Regions from separate parts of the Mus musculus genome. Here region 1 is linked to region 2. A link is a contact called in ENCODE Hi-C or POLR2A ChIA-PET data. All regions are on one chromosome and are shown on one strand. Each heading gives the region's core, a stretch centred on a gene start or an enhancer-like site at or near the end of the contact. The rest is flanking DNA. Distances are from core to core; before and after follow the strand shown.

What was found. A loop is a pair of places that touch in the nucleus more often than their neighbours do. ChIA-PET counts read pairs that join two places held with the same protein, here RNA polymerase II (POLR2A).
Region 1: POLR2A ChIA-PET joins it to region 2 with 16 read pairs in Patski. The contact joins the promoter of Mrps23 here to the enhancer-like site in region 2. A Hi-C loop is called at or near these places in 3 of 37 maps with a recorded cell type or tissue (heart and v-Abl transformed pro-B cells). POLR2A ChIA-PET finds 5 or more read pairs at or near these places in 3 of 5 experiments (Patski and embryonic stem cell).

What each region holds. Positions count from the first base shown.
Region 1 is chr11:88,199,738-88,205,762 of GRCm38, forward strand. It overlaps Mrps23 (mitochondrial ribosomal protein S23), which reads left to right and starts at 4,651. Exons shown (of 5, transcript NM_024174.6): 1 at 4,651-4,748; 2 at 5,452-5,622. The coding sequence starts at 4,705.
Region 2 is chr11:88,160,590-88,166,802 of GRCm38, forward strand. All of the region lies in intron 1 of Cuedc1 (CUE domain containing 1), which reads left to right. Among named protein-coding and RNA genes, the nearest start is that of Mrps23, 41 kb to the right of the region's middle. Within about 2 kb of position 4,283, at least 3 of the 3 ENCODE cell types and tissues checked have a DNase peak (open chromatin) inside an H3K27ac peak, as active enhancers do; they include heart, where a contact is called at or near this core.

The DNA.
Region 1 (6,025 bases), core at 3,401-5,900, 40 kb after region 2:
TTTCATAATTTTCTATTATTTAAATGAAGCAATCGCCTGATTACCATGAACCAAGCTCTCCAGCACACAAGGCTAGGAGTTCTCATGATTTTAACAAGAGGCTGGCATTTCCAGTGTTCTCTTTGTCTGACAAATTCCCATGCACTCCTTAAGCAGGGGTGCTATTTACACAGACATTGGCAGAATATATGGAAGCCACGTGGGGGTGGGTATGTAGACTGGATGCCAAGAGCACAGGTCAATGAGCTGAACCTGGTCTGAGAGATAGCTGTGCAGAGTGGCTCAGGGTAAGCTATGTGACCTTCCGTTCTCAGAGTGTGCAGGGATGGAGTAGGGGATGGGTCAACGCTCACCTCCACACTCCTTCCTTCCACTCCCTGCCTGTGCCTCCAACTTCAGAATCAACTAGAATCTAGCTGGGAGCAGAGAGCGAGGGGCTGGTGGGTGCAAACCACACACAGAAATTTGGTCTCCAAGTTCCTTTGTCACTGGGGATGGCCTTCAGTTTCTGAGTCTCTCAGTTCTGCCTCTGGAGACCTGGGGTGACTGTCCCACGTCATCATGTCCTGTTCTATTTGATGCTGTACTTTGTGGGGACTACACAAGCACTCTACCAACAGAACTGCACTTCTAGATGCAGCCCATCTCGATAAACCACCACCACCACAATTGGCACAGTGGCACACGCCTTTAATGCCAGCACTGGGGAGGCAGATGCAGGTAGATCTCTGTAGTTCCAGGCCAGCCAGGCTACTTAGTGAGGCATCTATAAACAAAGAGCAGCAGCAACAACAGCAAAAACAAGCAAGGGGTGGAAGAGATGGTTCATTAGAACACCTAGTCAGGTGAGAGCTTGTGTTTAAGTGCTAAGTGGAAAGAATGGATCACTTTTCAAGGGGGGAAAAAAAAACCTAACAATTTCAGGTCTTGTACAGGTTTGCAATTCAGGCTACTTTGGAGGCTAAGCTAGAAGGATCACAAGTGCAAGGCCAGCCTGAGAAACTTAGTGAGATCTTGTCTAAGTAAAACATGAGAAGAGGAGTAGGGGCAGGGGTAGGTAGGACTTAGCAGAAGAGTACTTGCAAGTAAGGTGCTAAGCTCACCCCCATCTTCCATAAGGCCACCTGTGAGATGCCATCAGCTGCACTCCCAGATGACCTCACAACAGTGACACTATAACCACCATGGGACAGTTGCTGGCCAGCACTTACTGTGTACCTTAGCCTAGTCTAGAAGACAGAGAGCCTCCGCTCTGCTCTTTCTGGTCTCAGCTACCCAACAACTTCATCTTGGGTTATGAGTGAACACATCTTGGGTGTGAACTTCTGATCAGCCAGGTCCCCACATCCCTGAGTCCTTCTCTCTGCCCACCAATATTCTTTTCTTTCTGTTACAGGAAGGATTAAACATGGCAAGGGAAATTTCAAAAACTCCAAGATAATTTAGAGACCCCTGCCAAACACACACTTGTGATTTCTTCTGAATTGGAAAGTTTCGTCTTTGACTTTCCTCCATGAACTTGGAATAAGCCTTTCCAATGCTTTCCCATCATAGGCCGTGCTAGGCAGGCCTTGGAGGGAGAAGGGAAGTGTGATTCTAGGCAAGGCCAGCAGATAGTTCTGACATGGACAGAATTAGAAAGTTGATGAGGGCTGGGAAGGTTATATTTAGCTAGGAGCATGTTTACTCCCCAGAGCTGACTACCCTAGATCTCAGGAACTGGGACCTTGAGCCTTCATAGCTGACCTAGAGGTCAGAGTCTCTTTTCTTTCTTCCTTTTTAGATTACATATATATAGTTCTGGTTTATAGGTAGTGGACTTGAAGACATGCATGCGTGCGTGTGTGTGTGTGTGTGTGTGTGTGTGTGTGTGTGTGTGTGTGTGTGTACTTTCCCGACAGGGTTTCTTTGTGTATTTCTGGCTATTGGGAACTTGTCTGTAAACCAAGCTGGCCTCAAACTCAGGATCCACCTGCTTCTGCCTCCCAAGTGCTGGGATTACAGGTGTGCACCACCACCACCTGGATGAATTATTTTATTTTTACTCCCCCACCTCCGTGTGTGTAGTACAAGTGCTACTGGTGCCCAGCAACTCCAGAGGCATCAGATCTCCCTGGAGTTGGAGTGACAGGCTCTTGTCATGCTAGGAACTGAACTAAGTTTTCTGAAAGAGCAATATATGCTCATAACTGCTTTGCCACCTCTCCAGACTCTGCTCCCGATTCTTGAGGTAGCAGAGATGCCCACCTCTCAGGCCAGGCCTCGGATCATTGCATCTCCTGCTTGGAAGGAAGGTTTTGTTAAAGCCTTTCATCTCTCTAGTCTTCTGTTTTAGGCTAGTTAAGGTAGCACTGTGGGATACAGGAAAGTGCCCGGGTAGAGCTGGGTTCAATCAGTTGCATATCAGACAGAGGTACTTAAGTTCCTGTGGCTTAGCCTTCTCATCTATAATGAGGATGATAATAGCTACCCTGTGGGTGGGCAGAGTTATCTGTGAGATAACACAAGTGGCAACTGCTCTGAAAACTTTCGCTGCCTCCCTTTCTGGGGCCTCCCTTAGAGTGGGAGGATTTTGACATGACTTCATGCTCTTTCCTAAGGACAAAGAAAGATAATGGGTTCCTTGGAGACCTCAAGTGTGATTCAAAACATCCATTAGGGCATAGAGTTTACATATGAATACAAACTCTCTACAAGGCAATCTCTGAGACTAGGAGAGAGAGAGAGAGAGAGAGAGAGAGAGAGAGAGAGAGAGAGAGAGAGAGAGAGAGAGAGAAAGCTCTGACTTCACCCTTGTATTTTTGTCCTGTGGATCAGTCCCAGATTTTATCCTCCTACAAACTTGTGGACATTTTCCCTTTTCCCTCCTTTTTTTTTCTTTTTTAAAGATTTATTCATTATTATATCTGAGTAGTTGTCTTGAGACACACCAGAAGAGGGCATAAGATCTTATTACAGATGGTTGTGAGCCACCATCTGGTTGCTGGGATTTGAACTCAGGACCTTCAGAAGAGCAGTCAGTGCTCTTAACCGCTCAGCCATCTCTCCAGCCCCCCTCTCCCCCCCCCCCCGCTCTTACAGATTTCATTCCCATACAACTATTTCTGCAATGTTTCATTTAACCCCAAGCCATGGGCATTAATGTAGGTAGGTAAATACAGATGGTCCTAGCTCGTTAATTTTACCAGGTGCATAGGCTTTCATAGAATGCACAAACCCTAACTTTCCAGCCACTAGTTTATTTTGAGATAGGGTCTTTCTCTACACAGCCTTGGCTTCTGAAACTCACCATGTAGGTCAGGCTGGCCTTAACTTACAGATATTCAATATCTGCCTGCCTCTGCATCTCAAGTGCTGGGATCAAAGGCGTGTGCTAACATCCTCTACTACTTTTCATTCGATGAAATATTTGTTGTTGCTCTTCTGTTTTTTGTTTTTTTATTTTTCTTAGACAGCATCTCACTGTGTAGCCCTGGCTGTCCTGCAACTTGATCTGTACATCACCAGACTGGCCTCAAACTCAGAGATCGTCCGCCTCTGTCTCCTGAGTTCTGGGATTAAAGGTATGACCCACCACCTCCTGATCATATGATGAATTTTAATTAATTTCATGTGTATCAGTATTTTGCACGAACGTAAGCCTGTACACCACATACATGCCTGGTACCTGCAGTGTTCAGAAGAGAACATCAAATCTCCAGGGACTAGAGTGACAGGTGGTTATGTCACCCTGTGTGTGCTAGAACTCGAATCTGGGTCCTCTGGAAGAGCAGTCAGTGCTCTTAACTGATGAACTCTTTCTCCAGCCCGATGTTTTGTTTTTGTTGTTGTTGTTGTTTTTTTTTAAATCTTGTCACTACGATCAACCATGATGTTCTTCGCACAAATACCCTGATGAAATTTCTAAGGGGTGCTTCTCCAACGGATATTCCTCCAAACCCATACTTTGAACAGTTGAACAATGACAGACTACGTTCCCCCAGATTTTTATTTTCTTCCTCCGAATGCATTCATTCTGGGCTTTTACTTCTTAAAACTCCAGCGCTAGCGGGCGGGCGAGGGACGCCTCCAGCGGAGGAACTACTACTTACAGGCAGCTTTCCACTGAGCCTGAAAACAGACTGCTCTGCTGAGCCCCGCTTAAGGCGCAAAAGGCCGAGGAAGGAGGCCTGGAGGCTCGTGTCACTTGGAAAAGTTACTTCGCCCCTATTTGGGTCTCAGTTTCTGAGTAGTGTGAGTGGCTAAGATTAGGCTTAGTCGAGCCTGGTGTCCTCAAATGTCATATTGGCTAGCTGTTCCTGACTGTAGGATGTGCTGCATCCCGGCGAGCTCCACACTATTCCCTCCACCCTGCCAGAGAGGAGGAAGCTTTGCAAAGTTAGAGAGAAGAAAGCAGGCGCCACACTCCACCTTTCCCCAGGACCGGTCGTTTGCTACTCTTGCGCAGCTTTGGCGCGCTCCCGCTCTTTTGGCTCGGGAATCGATTATTCGTATCTGACCACCCCACCCCACCCCCACCCACCCGGACGCAGGACCTGAGGGCTCCTGCTCAGCCCATCGTTTGCTTCTGCCTGGTTCCGCCGTCCGGATGACGTCGAGGCGGGACTGTCATCCTCGGCTCGGCCAGCCGCTTGTTCCCCCTTGGCTTGCTTGCTGCCGCTTCCGCTTCCGGTAACAGCCCGAGGCTTTCTAGCCCAAGTGGCCATGGCGGGGAGCCGGCTGGAGACGGTGGGGAGCGTGTTCTCCCGGTGCGTGCTCCGAGTTGGGCGAGGGCAGAGTTCCTAGCGGGTCACGACCCTCCTGGCATATCCTTAGGGGATGCGGTTGCGGGTGTCCGAGCCAGGTGATGCCCTTGGCACGGAATCGGTGTGGTTTGTCTCTGTCCCCTTGGATTTCTGTCCTGTCAGATTGTGCTCGCCACCCCATTTCGGTGGAGACCTTCTACAGTAAAGAAGCTGAAGGGCCTGACTGGACAGGTCTTGCTTTTTCACTATGGAACGGTGGGTGGGACCCGTGCAAGAAGATGGAAGCTGTGTGTCGTGGCTCGCGCGCGTAGTCTCGGCACTTAGGAGGCGAGGCAGGAGGATTGCCACAAGACCGGGGCCAACCTGGCTTCGTAGCAAGGCTACTGGTGGACTTCTGTCAAAACAAAAAGCCTGCGTGGACACGCTGTAATCCTAGCTCTAGGGAAGTGCAGGGAGGCACTAAATTCAAGGTCATCCTTGGCCACACTCTTTAGTTTAAGTCTAGCCTAGGCTACATGAGAGCTAACCAACTGGACTTAACACTGTGGCCATGCTAGGTTGCTGTGTGTATTGGCCGTGCCTCCTTTAGGCGGGAGGCCCATTTCAGCTCACCCCTACCAGGCTGCTCTTTCCTTCGTTTAAGTTGATTCAGAGACTTTACAACCCTGTGGTAACCGACTGACCTTGGTTCTGTTCCCTTTCTAAGGACGAGGGATCTGATGCGGGCCGGGGTGTTGAAAGAGAAGCCACTGTGGTATGACATATATAAGGCCTTTCCACCCCTGAGAGAGCCTGTCTTCCGAAGGCCCCGCTTGCGATACGGCAAAGCCAAAGCTGACATCCAGGACATCTTTTACCAGGAGGATCAGATTCGAGCGTAAGTGTCTATCCCCTATAGTGAGCAGGGTGCCGCAGACCTTCAGAGAGGAAGGCTCATGTAGAAGTCTGCCAACCAGACCACCAGAAGAGGATATCAGATCGCATTACAGATGGTTGTGAGCCACCATGTGATTGCTGGGAATTGAACTCAGGATCTCTGGAAGAGCAGTCAGTGCTCTTAACCACTGAGCCATCTCTCCAGCCCAGAAACAGAAGTTCTAAGAAGTGGAATCTGGAGACTAAACTGACAAAGTTGCAGATAAAGTGTTTGTTAACTGGCCTCTGTTCTGTATGAGGTACTTGATCAGCCCTTGACAAACATCAGCTCATAGACTTTATTACTCTAACCCTGTCCGCGAAGGCAGGTATCATTGCCTCTGTGTTATTCAAGAGAACTATCA
Region 2 (6,213 bases), core at 3,033-5,532:
ACATGTGGCTACAGACTCGGTCACTTGTGTTGATGCAGGAGAAGGAAGAGTCAGGCAAGGTTCTCCTCACGAAGCAGCGCAGATCCACTTAGATAGAAGGAGGGGTTACAGAGGCGTTGTGCCATGCGCTAGTCCTGGGTATGGCCTAACCTCTCACCCTGCTAGCTCTCCAGACTGGAAACCATGTCTCCTCCTAGCAGAGAGTTTGGGCGTCTTTTTTTTTTTCTTCTTTAAATTTATTTTTCTTTATGTGTATGTGTGTGCACCTCTGTGTATACCATGTTTATGCAGGTGCTCACAGAGACCAGACGAAGATTTTGGATCCCTTGAACTGGAGTTTCAAGTGGTTGTGAGCCAGCTAATGGATGCTGGGGACTGAACTCTGGTCCTCTACAAGAGCAGCAAACTCACTTAACTGCCTAGCCATCTCTACAGGACACACCCCGCCCCCTTTACTCCCCACTCCCCCGCCCCTTTCTCCTTATCCCCTCCAGCACTTTCAAAAAAAAAATCCTCGTGAAAAAGAGATGACTAACAGAGGTAAGGGACCAACCCAGGTCACACAACAGGGCGTGGCAACAGTGTTTTTCCCTCGGGTTTCCCTCCTCCCGCCATGTCCAACCTGGCCTCTTGCTCTGGTTGCTGCGCCAGGGTTAGAGAATGGGCACAGGTGTAGCTGCCCTGCAGTTCTGGGGGCTCTGGGAATGAGGCAGGCTTTGTTGTCGTCCGAGCAGCTGTGACCGTTGGGGCTGAGTATCCATTAAGCCGTTTCCGAGCCCTGGGCGGGAGCAGGAGGCTCGGCATTTAAAGGTCACCCGGCTTTTGAAGCTACAGCGACATTAATAGCTTGTGAAGAAAACAAGCCTGTGCAGGGGCCGGAGGACAAGGCGGCTCTGTCAGCGCTGCCCCTCCTCCCCAGGGTGCTTGGCCACACACATGCCGGCTCGGGCGCGGGCGCGCGCGCGCGCGCGCGCGCGCACACACACACACACACACACACACACACACACACACACACACACACACACACACACACACACACACACACACACACACACACACACACACAGACCGTAGCTTCTACCTCTTGCTCATCCACCTCTCCCTCCTCCCTTTTCGAGCCTCTTCAGTTCTGATGCCTTAGAACTCGGCAGACTGCCCTGCACCCACCCCCACGGTGTCCGAGGTGACAATTGTATGAGGAGGCGGCTGCCGAGCCCAGCAGCTTCTCTGTTCACACCGCGTCACCCACTTAAGGTTTCCCTGGGACTTAGCCACATGACCTCATTCTGACCCCTCTGGCCCTGGTATCATGGAGTCTTGCTGAAGCAGTCAGCCTGGGCCCCCCTTCTCTTCCCAGATGGGTAGGGTACAGATGTCACCCTTCAGGTCTGATAGCTTGTCTCGAGGCTCTGCCGCAGCACTGGCTGCCCAGGATTCCCAGTCCGGGTAGGCACTGGAGGATAAAATGCCTTGGGTGGATTAATTCCATCTCCTGAGGAGAGAGCACAGAAAGTGGTGTCTTGACTGCAACCCCAACCCCCACCCCCACCCCTTTCTGAGATGCCTGTGCTATCCAGTGGCTCTTCTGTCCTCCCGTCAGTCCCAAGGGTGGGGGATGGGGCACAACAAGGTTCTGGGAGGGCAGCTGCGGTTAGCCCTTTCCCAGGAGCCGCTGTGGCCTGGGCCCTGGGACACCACCTAGTGGCCTGGTCTGTTGGTGTCACTGGGCTATGCATGGTTCTTAGGCAAGAAATGAGTCCCTTAAGACTATTGCAGGTGGACCAGATGTTCCAAACGCTCCTCATCCACTGACAGAGAGGAAGTCTGGGGTAGGTGGAGATGAGAGAGGGAGAGGGAGAGGGAGAGGGAGAGGGAGAGGGAGAGGGAGAGGGAGAGGGAGAGGGAGAGGGAGGGAGAGAGGGAGAGAGGGAGAGGGAGAGGGAGAGGGAGAGGGAGAGGGAGGGAGAGAGGGAGAGAGGGAGAGGGAGAGGGAGAGGGAGAGGGAGAGGGAGAGGGAGAGGGAGAGGGAGAGGGAGGGAGAGAGGGAGAGAGGGAGAGGGAGAGGGAGAGGGAGAGGGAGAGGGAGAGGGAGAGGGAGAGGGAGAGGGAGAGGGAGAGGGAGAGGGAGAGAGAGGGAGAGAGGGGGAGAGGGAGAGGGAGAGGGAGAGAGTAAGTGCTGGCCCACAGCTTCATACCTCCTTCTGGGGTCTCAAGTTCTAGGTTGACCCTGTTCTAGCTTGGGGAAAAATACAGTCAAATTGGCAGTGGGAGAGGCACTGTCTCCTGACCCCTGGGGCTGATTGTGTAGCCGTCAGAATTGTGTGCAGGGAGAGAAGGCCCTGATGACAGTCAGAGAGAGCTTGTGGGATCCAAACGGCTGCTGGGCTTTGGACACCCATAGTTGGTTACTGTGTTACCCCACCGGTTGCTTCTCTGCTCGTCCACTTAGTTAGCACAGGCTGACTGTACTGGGTGCTTTGTGGACACTGGGAGCTCCACACTGGATGTGGCAAATCTGCCCTAAAAAATGCTGATCTAGTGTAGAAGATGGTCACTGGCAAGTGCACTGTATATGATGTTTGTGACAGAGGATGACAAAGCAGGGCAAAGGTCAAGGAATGCCGGAAGACAGACTGAGCTGATAGAGCAGTCTCCCTGACAATGTGGCAGGGACCAGAAGGAGGAGAGACAAGGTGCTGAGAGAGCTTAAGGTCCCAAAGGAGAGTGTAGGTTTGTTGGTCAAGTGATCTGCACAGAGTGCTCAGGGTGGCTGGATGAACGGCAGCCACGTCAGTACGTGTCTACGTGTGTCTGCATGTCTCTGTGGGTGTACCTGTGGGCATACACCTGTACTTCTTTTGCTTGTGTCCCACTCGGGCTTTGAATTTGCTATGTAACTGCGGATGGCCTTGAAGCAAGTGTTCCTCCTGCCTCCGTTTCCTGATTGTTGGGATCACACGTGTGCATCACCACACCTGGCTTATGCAGTGTGCTGGACTCAACCCAGAGCCTCCTGCGTGACACACAGGCACCCTACTGACTGAGCTGCGTCCTTAGGCTCCATACAGACACATTTGAAGGCAGGAACACAAAGGATCTTATAGACCATGGTGAAGTTCTGGGATGTGGTCTAAGGACTAACAGCCAGGGACTTTGGAGGTAAGGAAAGACATGTGGCCACAACATGCAGTCCACAAGGAAACAGGGAGGTGGCAGAGGACAAGAAGCCACCAGATCCTGAGGGACAGTCTAAAAGGCAAGGAAGATGGGGATTGTTGTGGGTTGAATGGAGGGTGTAAGGGATATGTTCTTTTTGTTTTGTTTTGTTTTGTTTTTTTGAGACAGGGTTTCTCTGTGTAGCCCTGGCTGTCCTGGAACTCACTCTGTAGACCAGGCTGGCCTCGAACTCAGAAATCCTCCTGCCTCTGCCTCCCAAGTGCTGGGATTAAAGGCGTGCACCACCATGCCTGGCTAAGGGATACGTTCTTTTTTTTTTTTTTTTTAAAAGATTTATTTATTTATTATATGTAAGTACACTGTAGCTGTCCTCAGACACTCCAGAAGAGGGAGTCAGATCTCGTTACGGATGGTTGTGAGCCACCATGTGGTTGCTGGGATTTGAACTCAGGACCTTTGGAAGAGCAGTCGGGTGCTCTTACCCACTGAGCCATCTCTCCAGCCCAGGGATACGTTCTTAAAGATGGTCTCCAGGCTTTGACCTCAGCGGGCAGAGGTGGTGCATAGACAGGAGACACAGGCAGGGTTGGATCAACCTATTCTGTCAGAGCTACTGGTGGGCATCTGGGCAGAGAGCATAGTAGGTTGCATAGTTGTGGTGTAGAGGGAGTGTCTGGAGGAAAGGCAAGACCAGGAGCTAGCATGCAGCTGGCAGAAGATATTAAAACCACAGGATTTCCTCAGCGGGTATAGCATGAGGTACCAAGGCCTCAGAACAGCCCACCACAGCCTGTCCCAGCAGGGACTTCCTCCATCCTAGGAACCCAGATAAGTTCCATCGCAGCATTTCTCTCTCACACACACTGCTTCTGCCAGAGAGGAAGACGAGGTGCTGAGCCCTGAAATCACTTTCCCAATCCATGTGAGCCCTCCTAGGCTCACATGCGGGCCCAGCCCTCTGATCCTCAGGCTATCTTATCCCTGGTGCAGACCTGGCCATCAGCTTCACGAACAGGCCTTCCTAAGGCAGGAGGCTGGCTGTTTTGACCTTGGACAAGGCTGGCTGAGCCACACTGGGGCAGCCTGCCCACCTCCCTGGGCCAGGCTCCAAGTGACTCAGGCCTTGCCGCTTCTCACTTTCCAGTTGGAAGTTGGAAGCTGGAAGCGGGCGGCTCTGGGCCTGGCTCTCATGGCCCCCGGGGGAGGACAGGTATGAAGTTTCTGCTTCCAGGTCCCGAGGTCACCCACACCCACTCGCTCAGGGAGAGGTCTAACGGGCCCAGCAGGTTTGATTCACTTCCTCCAGCCCAGCTCATCAGGGATTACCTTCCTGTTTCTTGCCCACAGGAGCCGTGGGTTCAAAGAGACGACCTGCTCTCTCCAAGGTCATGTAGCCAGGTCTGGGGCAGTGCCAGCAGACCTTCCCCCCCCCCCCCCCCCCGTTCTGTCTGGGTCATGTTTCCTTTGATGGAATGTCCTAAACCCAGGCACACGTGGCTGCATTTCTCGGGCTCCTTGGCTCTCAGCCCTGCAAGCCTTACTTGGCATGTTAGCTCTCTCGGGAGGTAGGGATACCAATTCCGGTTTTTCTACGTACCCACTAACTGTGCAGTTTTGGACAAGTCACTCGACTTCACTGAACGATTCCTACCACTCATTACAAAGTGGAGACGGGCTGGAGAATTATAATAAAGATGAGGGGCGCTTCGGTGGTGACAGGGGAAAGTGTCCCGTGTAAGTTCATAAGCCCAGGTCATCTGCGCGCCTCCTTTCTTTCATGCTTTTTAAACCGTTTTTGTTTTGTTTTGTTTTGTTTTTGTAGCAGGGTTTGTTACAAAAGGCAGTGTGACTTGGTGATTTTTTTTTTCTAACGTTCCTCAGCCCTGGCCTCAGGCTGGCTTTAAGTTTAGCAAGGAATAGAAAGGACAATGCGAGCCCCTACCTGGTGCTAGTTACAGCAGTCTGGGTGTCTCTGAGGCGTGCCTGTTCACCAGATCCCGTTTCCCCGGCTTCCTGTTTCTGAACTACTTTCTCCAAACCCACAGAGCTGCCTTGGTGGAAAGAGCTAGGCTTTTCCATTGCCCATGCCATGTCCTTGAGCTCCTTTCTGCCTCTCCAACTGTGCTCATGTGGGGACACAGTTGCAGGGGCAGGTTTGGGTAGTCACAGGAACCAGGGTGTGTCCTGCTGCAGAGGCCTCAGGGCCTGGCTTGTGCCGGGAGATCCACGTATCCATCCACGTATCCATCCACGTATCCATCAGTGATCTGGAGGAAAGCCCTGGGTTGATAGCCAGAGGCTGGGAAAGAGCCCCTGTGGCCTCCCTCTTTCCCTTCCACGGGGCAGTGCAGCTGCACACTCCTACCCAAGCCTGCAGGCAGTCTGCCACAGGCTGAGGGCCGGTTTGTTTCTTCTACATGGAAACAGTGTAAGCCCCTAAGAGCAGGACCCTGGGGTAAACAGTCAGTTCCAGGATGCCTTGCCAGGGTGTCTCAACACTCAGAGACCCAGAACCCCAGGGACCTGTGAGAGGGGGTTCATGGAATAAATGTGAGCCCACTATTTTTCTTCTTTCTCTTCATGGAGTTGCCCTTGGCAGAGCGACAAGCCTGGTCGCTAATCTTTCTGTCTGAATTACACTCGGGGCAGGGAGATGGTAGTGTATTCTCAAGGGCCTTAATCAGAGCCTCTGAACCCATGTGTAATATCATCAGGGCTTGGCTTCTGGGGCCTGGTGGCCCAGAGGTTAGAGACTTGAATGTAGGCCTTCTCTCTTGACAGAAGCACTGAATTGCCTCAGACCTCCTACGGTAGGGGTGGGCAGGAGGGGAGAGGAGGCCATATGTATTTGGCAACTTTCTTGGACTCATTCTCACAACCCAATCCCTAGACTGATCATCCGCGGCCACCCTTGTGACATGACTCTGGCCTCCCTTGGCCGTGACTTGCTCCTCTGGGCAGGCAGGAAATAGAGGGAGTGGGATGGTAATTCCTGATTCACTTAGTTGACAAGCATGTCACGCGATGAGGTGG